Regions from separate parts of the Mus musculus genome. Here region 1 is linked to region 2. Evidence: chromatin contacts called from ENCODE Hi-C data. All regions are on one chromosome and are shown on one strand. Each heading gives the region's core, a stretch centred on a gene start or an enhancer-like site at or near the end of the contact. The rest is flanking DNA. Distances are from core to core; before and after follow the strand shown.

Region 1 (6,828 bases), core at 3,630-6,129, about 56 Mb before region 2:
CAACCAACAGATTGAGAAAAGATCTTTACCAACCCTATATCTGATAGATGGCTAATATCCCAATATATACAAAGAACTCAAGAAGTTAGATTACAGAGAATCAAATAACTCTATTTTAAAAATGGGGTACAGAGCTAAACAAAGAATTCTCAACTGAGGAATATCGAATGGCTAAGAAGCACCTAAAGAAATGTTCAACACCCTTGTCATCAGGGAAATGCACATCAAACCAACCCTGAGATTCCACCTCACACCAGTCAGTTCAAAACTCAGGTGACAGCAGATGCTGGAGAGGATTTGGGGAAAGAGGAACACTCCTCCATTGTTGGTGGGATTGCAAACTGGTATAACCACTCTGGAAATAAGTTTGGCATTTCCTCAGAAAATTGGACATAGTACTACCTGAAGACCCAGCTATACTACTCCTGGGCACAAGGTCCACTATGTTCATAGCAGCCTTATTTATAATAGCCAGAAGATGGAAATAACCCAGATGTCATTCAATAGAGGAATGGATACAGAAAATGTGGTAACATTTACACAATGGAGTACTACTCAGTTATTAAAAACAATGACTTCATGAAATTCTTAGGCAAATGGATGTAACTAGAAAATATCTTCCTGAGTGAGATAACTCAGTCACAAAAGAACACACATGGTATGTACTCACTGATAAGTGGATATTAGCCTAAAGGCTCAGAATATCCAAGATACAATTCACACACCATATGAAGCTCAAGAAGAAGGAAGACCAAAGAAGCCAGTCCTTCTTAGAAGGGGGAACAAAATATTCTTGGGAAGTAGAGGGTTGGGAGGATGTGGGAGGAAGAAAGGAGGGGGAGTGAAAAGGGGGCAGGATCAGATATGGGAGGAGACAGGGATGATATACAGAGGGTCAGGAATTTGAACAGAGGTGTGTAGCAATGGGGGATGGAGAACTGGGGGTAGCTACCAGCAAGTCTCAGATGCCAGGAAAATAAGAGGCTCCCAGGACCCAATAGGGATGAGATTAGCTAAAATGCCCAATAAAGGGGAGGGAGAACCTGTAGAGACCATATCCAAAGATTAGGCAAGGCACATGGTTGGGGGATGGGGCCACCTATTCATCTCCAAATTGTTAACCTGGAATTGCTCCTGTCTAAAGGAATACAGGGACAAAGAATGGAGCAGAGACTGAAGGAAAGGCCATCCAGAGGATCCATCCCACATGCAGACACCAAACCAAGACACTATTATGGATGATGCCAAGAAGTGCTTGCTGACAGGAGCGTGATATGGCTGTCTCCTGAGCGGCTCTGCCAGAGCCTGACAAATACAGAGGCAGTTGGCTCAAAGCCAACCATTGGACTGAGTGTGGGGTCCCCAATGGAGGAGTTAGAGAAAGGACTGACAGCGCTGAAGGGGTTTGCAACCTCATAGGAAGAACAACAATATCAACTAACCAGAAACACACCCCCTCCAGAGCTCCCAGGGACTAAACCACCAACCAAAGAATACACGTGGAGGACCCATGGCTCCAGCCACATACACAGCAGAAAATGGCTTTGTCTGACATCAATGGGAGGAGAGGCCTTTGGTCCTGTGAAGGTTCAATGCCCTAGTGTAGGGGAATGCCAGGGAGGTGAGGTAGGAGTGAGTGGGTTGGGGAGCACCCTCATAGAAGCAAGGGGAGGAGGGATGCGATGGGGGGCTCCAGAGGGGAAACCGGGAAAGGGGTTAACATTTGAAATGTAAATAAATAACATATCCAATAAAAAGAAGTAATACTGGAGACTCAGTACTCTGTTCCTTGCTGTCCATTCCTCCGCTGCAGCTCTCTCACAACGAACGGGAAAGCTTTCGGTTAGCTCGGAGTAAGGTACCACTGCTTCTGCTTAGAGACTGCAGTCTTTCACTGAACTGGTTCTTCTCATATCCTGCCTTGCCTCTCCTATTTCCTCACGTTTCAAGATGCGGAAAAAACAAACAAACAAACAAAAAACAAAAAACAAAAACAAAACCCTGTAGACAAATTTGAGGGTTAGTGGTAGACCAATACGGGACAATATCCAAATTATGTTTACATTTTAGGAGGAACTCGTATTCAAACTGAAAAGAGTGGGTAGGAAGAGTCTGGGAACAGTGAGGATAAAGACAATGTTGCCTACCCAGCTGGAAGGACGGGACACACTTGGGATGATCAAACCATGCAGTTAAGGCCATTTACATCATCACACGACCAACTCAGACCACAAAATTGATCATGGAGACTAATGGCCCTGACCTCCTTTTTAATGAGAAAGGGGCTAGAGAAGCCACCGTACTGGAAGATGTCAGCTCATCCTTACACTCACCTCCCAGATCTTCCTGAAGGCTAGAGTGAAAACAGGGAGCTGAAAACATAGGGTATTGTAGTGGCTATTCCTGGTTGTCAACTTGACTATATTTGGAATGAACTACAATCCAGAATTGGAAGGCTCACCAGTGACCCTAATCTGGAGGCTTGGAGATAGAAATTTCTGATCTGGATCTTGGTATGGAGATCTTGAGTCATAGTGGCTATGGATTCCAGAAGATTAAATCTCTGAGTTTAAGGAACACACCTTTAATCTGGGCTACACCTTCTGCTGGAGACAATATAAGGACATTGAAAGAAGGGGGTCTAGCTCTTGCTCCTTCGCCTGCTTGCTACGTGAGACTGAGTAACTGCTAGATCCTTGGACTTCCATTCACAGCTGCGACTGAACCATTGTTGGGAATTGGGCTGCCGACCGTAAGTCATCAATAAATTCTCTTACTATATAGAGACTATCCATAAGTTCTGTGACTCTAGAGAACCCTGACTAATACAGGTATTGCTAAGGCTCATTCCCCACACAAACCTAGAACAATTTCATCCGTGCCTTTTCCAGCTGATTCAGCTTCAGTGAGAATCCTTAGCCAAGAATGGGAGAAAAAAAGATAAGCCCGGGAAAAGAAGAAAAATTGTCAATGTTGATTAGAGGAAGGAGGTGGGGGTCCCAGATGTCATCCCAAGTGACCTGAAAAAAAAATTGGACAAACTCAAATGTAATGGGAGCCAGGAACAGTCTGTGCTTGACAACCCACAATAGGAAAGGATCACACTGTGTCCTTGGCTGCAGAGGGACAGCTCCAGGGTATGGGACAGACTTTTTCCAAGTGCCACTGGGTGCCAGCTCCAGCCTCTCAATAGACTGCTCACTGTGGGTGGTGGTTAGGGTGAGGGGACATTTTCCAGCAGTTCCCTCTTTAGAGGAAGAAGCCTAAAGAAAGAAAGGCACACAGACACATAGACACACAGACACATAGACACACAGACACATAGACATACAGACACACAGACATACAGGCACACAGACACACAGACATACAGACATACAGACACATAGACATACAGACACACAGACACATAGACATACAGGCACACAGTCACACAGTCACACAGACACACAGACACACAGGCACACAGACACACAGACATACAGACACATAGATACAGACACACAGACATACAGACACACAGACATACAGGCACACAGTCACACAGACACACAGACACACAGACACACAGACATACAGACATACAGACATACAGACATACAGACATACAGACATACAGACATACAGACATACAGACATACAGACACATAGACATACAGACACACAGACACACAGACATACAGACACACAGACATACAGACACACAGACATACAGGCACACAGTCACACAGACACACAGACACACAGACACACAGACATACAGACACATAGACATACAGACACACAGACATACAGACACACAGACATACAGGCACACAGTCACACAGACATAGGCACACAGACACATAGACATACAGGCACACAGACACATAGACATACAGACACACAGACACACAGACACACAGACATACAGACACACAGACACATAGACATACAGACACAAAGACACAGAGACACAGACACATAGGCACACAGACACACAGACAATCAAGGATCTGGTACACAAGTCTCTCAGATGGAAAAGGCACAGGACCACAGTAGCTCTGCAGGTTTATTATATAAGTTGAACAGGGGGTGGGGATATTAAGACAGATACTAGGAGGCAGGATTTATGCATATAGCTGCATCAAGGACAGGTTCAACTATTTTCAGTATGCTCAGTCGCTGTAGGGGAGCAGTCTTAAGACTGTAACTATTCAAAGGAGAGAGCTAAGGTGGGCAGTGTATGCACACACTGTCAACACTTGCACACAGAAGACTTTGTCACCCTCCGAGCTTCAGTCCCCTGATGTGGGAGGGGACTTTGTCATTCTGCCATGGGTTTGAGGGTATGGTCCTTGCCTTAGTGGGCTCATGTCACCTCCTCACGTTCACGAGGACTCTGCACTCGTGCCTTCCTCTGCTTCCCACCATTTTGCTCGCTGCCTCACACCACAGCTGACATCCTGGGGTCCTGTCTGAGAGCAGCACTAAGAATCTGCTTTCAGCTACACTGGATGCTTAGTGACGGGCAAGAGCTGCTCCTCTGCCAGTTCAGAACATTTCTGTGGCCTCTCTTACATTTATGTTTATTCTCTTCTTCCTTGGCCACATTCAAAGGCCACCTGGTTTCCCCAGCATCCGTTGAAGCACCTCCTCTCCAGTTACATCTTTAAAGTCAGCCTGAGAGAAAGGGGAAAGCAGGAGGGAGATTTTTTTTTACCTCCATAGCTATAGTTGCTCTCTGTAGCAGACTATCAGGAAGCCAGATATGTACAACTTAAAGCTTAACCACTACAGCACATTCTACCCAAGAGCCATCTAAACACAAAGACTGAAGTAGACCCTGCTCTGCTGCAAGGTGACTCATCCTGAATGATAAATATAGACTGTCTCCCACACACAAAAGCAGATGTGTCGGGCGTGTCACCTATAGACGGAGCTTTGCAAAAGCTTCAGAGTAGCAGAGATTTGCTTCCTAAAATAATGCTTCCTATTTGTGTGACGTTTTCTTCCTGACTGTCTGTGACTTGGTCTGAGGATGGGGGTGGGGAACTCCCACCAAAGTAATGTGGGGCTCAGCTAGAAGATAATGGTCTACCAAGCATATGGCCAGAGACAACCATGTGCTGTGGCTCAGACCAGACTGTCCCAGCCTACCCCAAGAACAGCAGGAGATTCTAGGCAGCTTTGACTGAACAATGGGGACTCAGAGCAACCAAGTCTGTCCTCAGATCTCTGAGAATTCTGATGCAGGCACTCTCTGCCAGGTATGCACCATAAGATCCCATCAGGTATTTCAGTAGCTTGTCCAAACTAGGAAGCCAATGTGCCTTGTAAATTTCTACTTCAAAAGCTGCAAGATGGTTTGCTCAGTCATGCTTGCACTTCACCGTACGTAGCTTTGGCTCCACTTTTTTTCTTTTATGATATCAATAGATGTACATGGGTTTATTTGTAAATGATATATGCACATATATGTATATATAATATACAATGTGTATATTATATAAATGTGTATATTATAAACACAATATACTATATAATAATATATATTATTATATGTGTATAATATATATGCATATATAATATATGTATATACATATATGTATACATGCATATATTATTATATGTATATATATATGTGTATATATATGTATATACATACATATAATAATAAACAGAGCCCAGGATATTTAAATAAATAGGATAAAATGAAACGAACATCTTTAAAGTTTTACTAATCATATAGGCTTTATATATTAATAGACCTATATATCAAGGAAATTATATTAGGACAAGAATCATTGTTAACTAAAGTAAGGATCAATCTGTTATTTCAAATAGGTTTTCTGATGTTTTCACTAGTTTTGTAGATGGTTGTAAGTTGTCATTCTTTTTACCAACTCGGAGAACAACTCTCACTTGGAGACAAACTTGCAGATCAACTGCTTTCTTGTATTTCTCAAATACCTGGCCTGTTTATTTTATCTTCAGTGTAAATTTGCATCACAAGAATATTCTTAACAGACCTTTCTCTTTTGTAAAGACTTGTAAAGATTGAGTTATCATTCATCTCATTTAATCACACACATGTTATACTAAGTAGGCAGCAATATATATGATTCTTAGAGAACCTTTTGCTTATTTACTTAAGGGTGGTAGGAATTGAACCTAGAGCCATAGACTTGCTAGGCAAGCACTCTATCACAGAGCCAACCCTCGGTCCATAGCAGTATTTGACAGCAGAGGCCAAGAGAGTTCAGGGGAGTCCAGCTCCCCATTCCCCCTGTACATCAGCCAGACTGGTGGAAGAGTTCACATCAGTCAGGCTTGACCTCAGTCATTGCTGAACTCATGCAATGAGTTCAGACTTCAGTACAGAAACAAACAAACAAACAAAACTTTTTTCATTCCGTATATTCTCATCATGCTTTCCCCTCCCCCAACTTCTTCCAAATCCCCCCCAACCTCCTTATCCACCCAACACCATGTCCTCCACCCACACTCTTAAAAAAACAAACAAAACCAATAACAAATAGCAAAAAATCAAGAAACACACACATGACACAAAGACAGAAACCAAAATGCATAAAAGCAAAAGACTAGTAAGACAAACAAAAATGCCCAAACAAAGCAATATGAGGCAAAAAGTCTACAAAAATAGCATTGAATTTGTCTTCTGTTGTCCATCTAATGTTGGGCATGTGGTTTACCCTTATGTGTGGTTAATATTACCCAGTGAGACCTTATTGGAAAAAACTAAATTTCCCTTTGCCAGCATGTATCGCTTCCAGATAACTCCTTGGTTATGGTGGACGCCTGTGTCTCTTTCCCACGCTCAGCTTT
Region 2 (6,507 bases), core at 506-3,005:
TGACCCATCTGGATGGTGTTTGTCTGTCCTTGCTGAGACCTGATCGGCACAGAAAAATGGGGAGAGGCCAGACAGCCGGTTTCTCTTGCAGATGTGGGTAGTTCTGGTGCCTCTGGACTACACTTTCAATTGTCTACTCCCGTCTCGTCTCCCTTTGTCTGTCTGTCTGTCTCTGTCTTTCACTCATATGGGCACCCATGCATACTCAGAGTCCAAATGAGAGAAGATCTCTAATCAAACTACCCCTAAATCAGCCTTCTCTCCTGCTTTATACCATTGTCATAGAGAAATTAAACTAGGACCCAGAGAAGTAGGCTGTGAACACAGAGTAAGAGTCTGCGCTCTCAGTAATGCTCCTCTGGTGACCAAGGGAACAGACCAGTCAGGAGGTTACAAAACCTTCTGTGGACCTTGTGTGGTTTGTGCTTTCAGGAGAAAGAGTTGGAACAAGGTATCTTGTGACTCCTCAGTTCATAGTTCGGTCTCAAAGCCACAAGAACAGGCAGCCAAGCACCAGAGCCACCTGCCACACAGCTCTGATCCTTGAGTCTTGTTACACAGTTTCTGAGGCCCTGATAATGTACCTCAGGAGTAGCTAACATAGTCCCTCCCTGGACCTCAACTGAGACAGGTTCTTTGAGCATGGAGCCTCAGTCTCTCCAGCACATCTGGCTGTATGAACTGCAAAGACATCTAGTTATTGAACAGACCTTTCTTTTTAAAATCTTATTTATTTTTATGTGTATGGGTGTTTTGTCTGCATATATGACCACATTATGTGTGTGCCCGGTGCCTGCAGAAGTCAGAAGAAGGCGTCAGATCCACTGGAACTGGAGTTACAGATGGTTGTAAACTGCCGAGTGGGTGCTGGGAATTGAACCTGAGGCCTCTGGAAGAGCAACCATTGTTTCTAACTGCAGAGCCATCTCTCCAGCCCCAGTATAAAGCTTTCTTGGGCACCAGCTATGGGCCAATAGACAAAACCTTCAACAGCCAACCCCTGGGGCTTACAGTAGACAGGATGAAGTTTCTCCCTGTACGGGTCAGCTATGGCGCCTCTCACAAGTCCTCAGTCTGGGCCAGCCAGCAGTCCTGTGGGCAGTAGCTTGCAGGGTCGTTTGCTGCTGAGGGCTGTTTGGGAAGATCTGTTCAGTACCTTTCTCAGTTCTGGATGCTTTAGGGTTTGGAGCTTCTGGGCTTGTGGAAGCATCACCTGACCTTGGCTCTACTTCACAATGTGTCTATTGCCACAATGTTTCTTTTCTTTTCCCTTTCTCTCTCTTTCTTTGTCTCTTTCTCCCTTTCTCCCTTTCTCCCACTCTCTCTCTCTCTCTCTCTCTCTCTCTCTCTCTCTCTCTCTCTCTCTCTCCCTCATGTTTTTGTTTTGTTTTATGAGATAAGGTTTCTCTGTGTAGCCTTGGCTCTCCTGGAACTCACTCACTCTGTAGACCAGACTGGACTCAAACTTGGAGATCTGACTACCTCTGCCCACTGAGTGCTGGGATAAAAGGTGTGCACCACCGTACCTGCTGAATTTTTCTTTTTTAGAAGGACAAGGTCAGTGGTGGTGCATGCCTCTAATCCCAGCACTTCGAAGGCAGAGGCTAGCAGGTTTCTGAGTTTGAGACCAGCCTGGTCTACAGTGTGAGTTCCAGGACAGCCAGGGCTACACAGAAAAACCCTGTCTCAAAAACACAAAAAGGAGGAGGGGGGAGGAGGAGGAGGCCATTGCATCAAAGCACCTGCTAGGGCCTCATCCTAATCTGATCATTCACAGGACTGTTTCCCTGAAGGGTGCCTTCTGGGGTGCTGAGGGTTAGATCCCAGTATGCCATTTTAGGGGTGAACATAGTACCTTCTCTAGGGAAGCTTAGGCTGGTGTGGAGCAGAGTGTCGCCCCCAGGACACTTCAGTTTCTGACAAGGTCTTCTGTGAACACCTCTGATTGGTGAAACCAGGTCACATGCCCGCTCCTCGCTGTCTCACTAGCTAGGAATTTTGTGTCTGACTCCTTCCTACCTTGAGGAGGCATGGAAAGTACTGTGGGCTTTCCCCCAGAGCAGGAAGAGCATTCCAACGACTCATCCAAACAAGGCATCAGAAATCCACTGCACAAGGACTTGCAGGTTTCTTCCCAAAGAGTCCCTGAGCCGGAGTGGGGTGAGACAGCAGCTTCGTCTTGTCTCTTCCTTGTGCTGTCCATGCAGCACCTCACATTCAATAAGCATGTTCTATAAGCCAGACAATGTTCTGCCTTTATTACTTATTGGCTATTCTTGTGTGGTACGTGTGTGGGGTTGCTTCTCTTCCTCCATCATCCATTTCAAGGCTCAAACGCAGGCAGCTGGTCTTGGCAGCAATCACCTGTACTCTCTGAGCTATGTCACTGACCCAGTTTCTAATCTCCTGTATTGCCTTTTTTAATCCTTCTCTTGCCCCTTCCACAGATGAGAAGACTGAGGACCAGGAGGACCAGGAACTTAACCTAACAGGTGGGAGAGACACATATGAATCAACAGTTCATGGACAGAGGAAATGAGAGGTGGAGCCAGAACCCTCCTGGCCACTATTCATTGACAGGAGTGAGAGCTGTAAGCTGCTGCCCTGCTGCCCCTGACTGGAATGTCCACTGTGCACCCCTAAACCAAGGCACTCTGTCCAAGTGCTTGAGAGCCCTGAAAGGAGGAGGAGAGAAGGCACCAGAGGGGTGGGGGTGGGAGTCCAGTCTGGAGTCTCTGTCTGCGTAGGTGGCTGAGGAGAGGCTACATCAAAGGGGTGGCTCCTGAACTTCTGACCCTGCTGGGTATTCACAGATGTCTCCCTGCAAGGGCAGGGAGGGTCTCTCGATGGTCCCTTGCCAGGGAGCCACTACACACAGGGCCAGGCTGTCCCCAAGCCTCTTCCCTGAAGACCTAGGAGAGGCCATGTGGCTGAGAGAGTAGGCTTTCTAGCTGAGCTGCATTGAGAATGTGGTTCAGGCTCTTGACATGTCCAGAGACAGAGACCTGGGACCCTGGTCTGTAGAGTTGAGTTTCGAGCCTTACTATGCAAAGAACAGAGCAAGCTGTCATGACTCTGTTTATACCAGGGACATCTGTCATTCCAGGGAGTGCTGGACTCACCCTAGTGCTTGACTTTCCAAAGGAAGCAGGGTGCATGTTAGCATCTTGAGGTTGGGGTTTGTAGTAGCACATGTCTGTCTTTCCTTCCTCCTGTGTGTGTATCCCCTACTGAGGAGGGCAGGAAACAGCAATAAAGGGCCAGGTGTGGTGGCAAGCATTCCCAGTTCTGTTTGGGTTATAGGGCATGAGGGCTTCATGAGCCCAGAAGCTCAGACCTTGCCTGGCAACATAGCTAGCATCATTCCCTTCAGCCTGATTCACAGTCAGGTAAGACTAGAATGCCTTTCTATCCGCCAGCAGTACAGTCCACAACAACATACAGAAATAAGAAAGAGAAGGAAAAAGAAATTATCCGCTGGAAGTCTTTATTATAAACTATGAAATATGAAGTTAATAAAAAGTTGCAGAAATGTTTCCAAAAATCAATAATGTTCCAGAGCTTTAAAACTGGATTAATTTCATAATAACAGAAGAATATTAATGTGTATTGTAGGCTTATTCCTAAGTGTCTCCCCACAAATAAGCAGAGAAGAGGGGCATTTATAGAATTTGAAAATAAAATGAGGTCCTGCCTGAATTTCCAGCCATCCTATTAAATTTGAATTCTTGATAAGCACCAACCCCCTTTTAAACATATGTCTCAAATATTTCATGAGGTGTGTACTGATACTAAAAAAAATTATTTCTCTGATGCTCAAATTTAGTCAGCTACACTGTATTTCTGTTTGCTCCAACAGGTCACCTTAGGTCTGTTCTTGAATCCATCTGAGACGGGGTAGGCAAAGGAGTGAGATGAAGCAGCTGTTGGGCAGACCCTAGGGCCTGCAAGCCTCTGAAGCTGGCCCCAGAGCTGCCACTTGGGGCCTCGGGAGACCCCATACTTCCTCTCAGAGCAGCATCTCCGTGGACAGAGCAGGCTGGCCCCGCAGCTGCAACAGGGAGCCTGCAAAACACCTTCAAACAAGTCAGAAGAGAGGACTAGGTGAGCCAAGAAATGACCCAGTTGACAATCATCACAGGAGAGGCCCGGCTACATGTCCTAGTACACCAGGCCTGATCACAGGTGCCTGGCTCCCTCGGACATGGTGGGCCAGCCTTGCCACCTGCGAGGTTAGTGACACTAAGCCACATCTCCAGTGGCCCAGTAATTCCAAAGCCTTGCTCTGACCTTCCCTTCGGGCCCAGCTGTTCCGCCCATCCCCCACATTCTCTGGCGCTGAGGTCATGGAAACCCCACCCCACCCCCACCCCCGAGGGGAGGGCGCTGCCAGGCTGAAGTGCCAATGTAGGGAGATTAGCTGGGTGACTGGTGGTTTGTGTAGCTGTGGAGGGTTGTGGGTTCAGAGAGAGAGAGAGACAGAGAGGCAGACAGAGAGAGAGAGAGAGAGAGACCTAGGCTCCCTAGAAGCCAAGGAGAGAGTCTAGCAGTCTCTCCAAAACAGGACAAGGCCTTCTCTGAGGACTCCTCTACCCTAGCGTTGTAGGGCAGTTCCTCTGGGTCTTTCTGCTCATGCGTCGCTGGGGGGGCGGGGGGGGGGGACTGCTCCAGGTCCTCTCTGGTGAACAACAGACAGGAGGGGGGCGGGGTGCCGGCCTGCCTGGGAGGAAGAGAAGGAAGAATGGTTTGGCAGCGATGCTTTTAGATCCATTCTAAAAGATGACAAAACCAAGACACAGGAGTCGGGGCTTTCTGCAGTTACCAAATAGTCTGGCTCAGGTTGCCCCAACACTAGAAGCTCGGCCTGTGCCATTCCTCTTTGTTGCTCAGGAAAATTCTGGTTTCCCTCAGAAGGAAACACCTCCTGTCAGCTCTGTCAGGCTATATAGTTATGTCCTCCCAACCCCACTTCCACAAGTTGGTCTATAGCTGTGACATTTCCACTAGAAAATAATGCTGAAAGGAAACCAACCATACTTGTGTGCACACACCAGCAACTCTGTTGGTCCCTCAGCCATCCTCCCACAGAGCGTGGTATACTCTGCGGGCTAGGCTCCAGGGGGTTCTGTGTTGATGACCGTCCCTCCTCTCCGCCCTTGGGGAGTCTCATTTGAGAAATCTTGGCAGCCTGATGACCAATCCCGTAATCTTGTTTATGTGATCAGCTGGGTTTGGTAACATGATGAGATATTTGCCTTCATGGTATCTCCCCGAAAAGGGACTCAAGGGGCTGACCTGCCTGCCCTGTGTCCTCTTCAGTCCTTCATAGAAGGATCAAGCTTCACCCATCTTACTTGCACTGGGATTGCTCAGTCTCTGATGCCCCTGTCACCTCTAACGACTATGCCTCCTCTAAATTATTCCTCACAGTTGATGGCAAGAAATTTCTGGTAGTTCTGTGTGTGATGGAGAGAGACTGAGAGAAAGGGTTGGGGAAGGCTCACGCAGAGATAGGGGAGGGAGGAGATAGCAGTCTTGGGGGGGGCTCATTCAGAGAGAGGAGAGGGGGTAGGGAGCAGGCTGTGGGTGGGTGAGGCTCACTCAGAGAGGAGAGAGGGGGTATGGAGCAGGCTGGGGGGGGAGGCTCACTCAGAGAGAGGGGAGGGAGGGAGCAGGCGGGTGGGGGGGGGGAGGCTCACTCAGAGAGAGAGGAGGGGGTTGGGAGCAGGCTCAGGGGTTCCAGTCTCGTGGGGAGATGGATGCAGGAGGTGACAATGGGAGCCAGGGCCTCCCAGCCCAGTTTGCTTAGAGTCTAGTCAAAGGAGTGTGGGCCACCAAGTCAGGGCCAGTGCTGCAGCACCTCCCAGGCTGAGGGTTTACTAAGCAGCACTTCTGCCATCAGCAACAATTCCCTGTCTCTCTAAACACCCTGCCCACACAGAGCCTTCTCTTACAGTGTGGATTTAGAGCCAGATACAGAGTTCGAATCCCGGCTCTGAAGCTTGCCAGACTTGGAAACATCACTTAATTCTTTCTAAACCTCCAAAGTGAGGTTCTGAGCACCAGCTGTCTGGCTGGCGTGGGGATTATGCCGAAGTCATGACAGCTGGCTGTTTGTCACTGTTCCTAATGTGATGATGTGACAGCTGTCTTTCTTTACCTCTCCTCCCCCATTGTCAGCTGAGTCTCTGCCATCCACAGCCTCAGCAGCACGGAATCCTCAGCAGCACCATCCAACCAGCAAGGTGGTGGTGAGAAGGCAGAGAGAAGCAGAAGGCTCCCATGAAAACAAACCAGAGAACACAGGTGACCTCCCATGCGATTCTGAGGAGCACTGTTGCCACTGACTAGAGGAGAGAAGGGAGGGAGGGCCTCTGGGAGACACAAGACAGAGGCAAAGGTTCAGGTCTCTGATGGGGCCTCCCTTGTTCTGACCCTACAAACATGTGGTAGAGACCTTATTTTGGAAAAGGGACTCTGAAGACATGATTAAATATTTCAGGCTGA

Evidence for each region. A loop is a pair of places that touch in the nucleus more often than their neighbours do.
Region 1: a map of T-helper 1 cell shows a loop between it and region 2 (163-fold over the local background). The contact joins the enhancer-like site here to the promoter of G930009F23Rik in region 2. A Hi-C loop is called at or near these places in 3 of 37 maps with a recorded cell type or tissue (T-helper 1 cell, T-helper 17 cell and regulatory T cell).

What each region holds. Positions count from the first base shown.
Region 1 is chr15:94,009,716-94,016,543 of GRCm38, reverse strand. No RefSeq gene overlaps it. Among named protein-coding and RNA genes, the nearest start is that of Gm30609, 50 kb to the right of the region's middle. Within about 2 kb of position 4,879, at least 1 of the 3 ENCODE cell types and tissues checked has a DNase peak (open chromatin) inside an H3K27ac peak, as active enhancers do.
Region 2 is chr15:38,450,756-38,457,262 of GRCm38, reverse strand. It overlaps G930009F23Rik (a long non-coding RNA gene), which reads left to right and starts at 1,755. Exons shown (of 6, transcript XR_875184.1): 1 at 1,755-2,160; 2 at 2,448-2,492; 3 at 3,860-4,104; 4 at 6,181-6,306.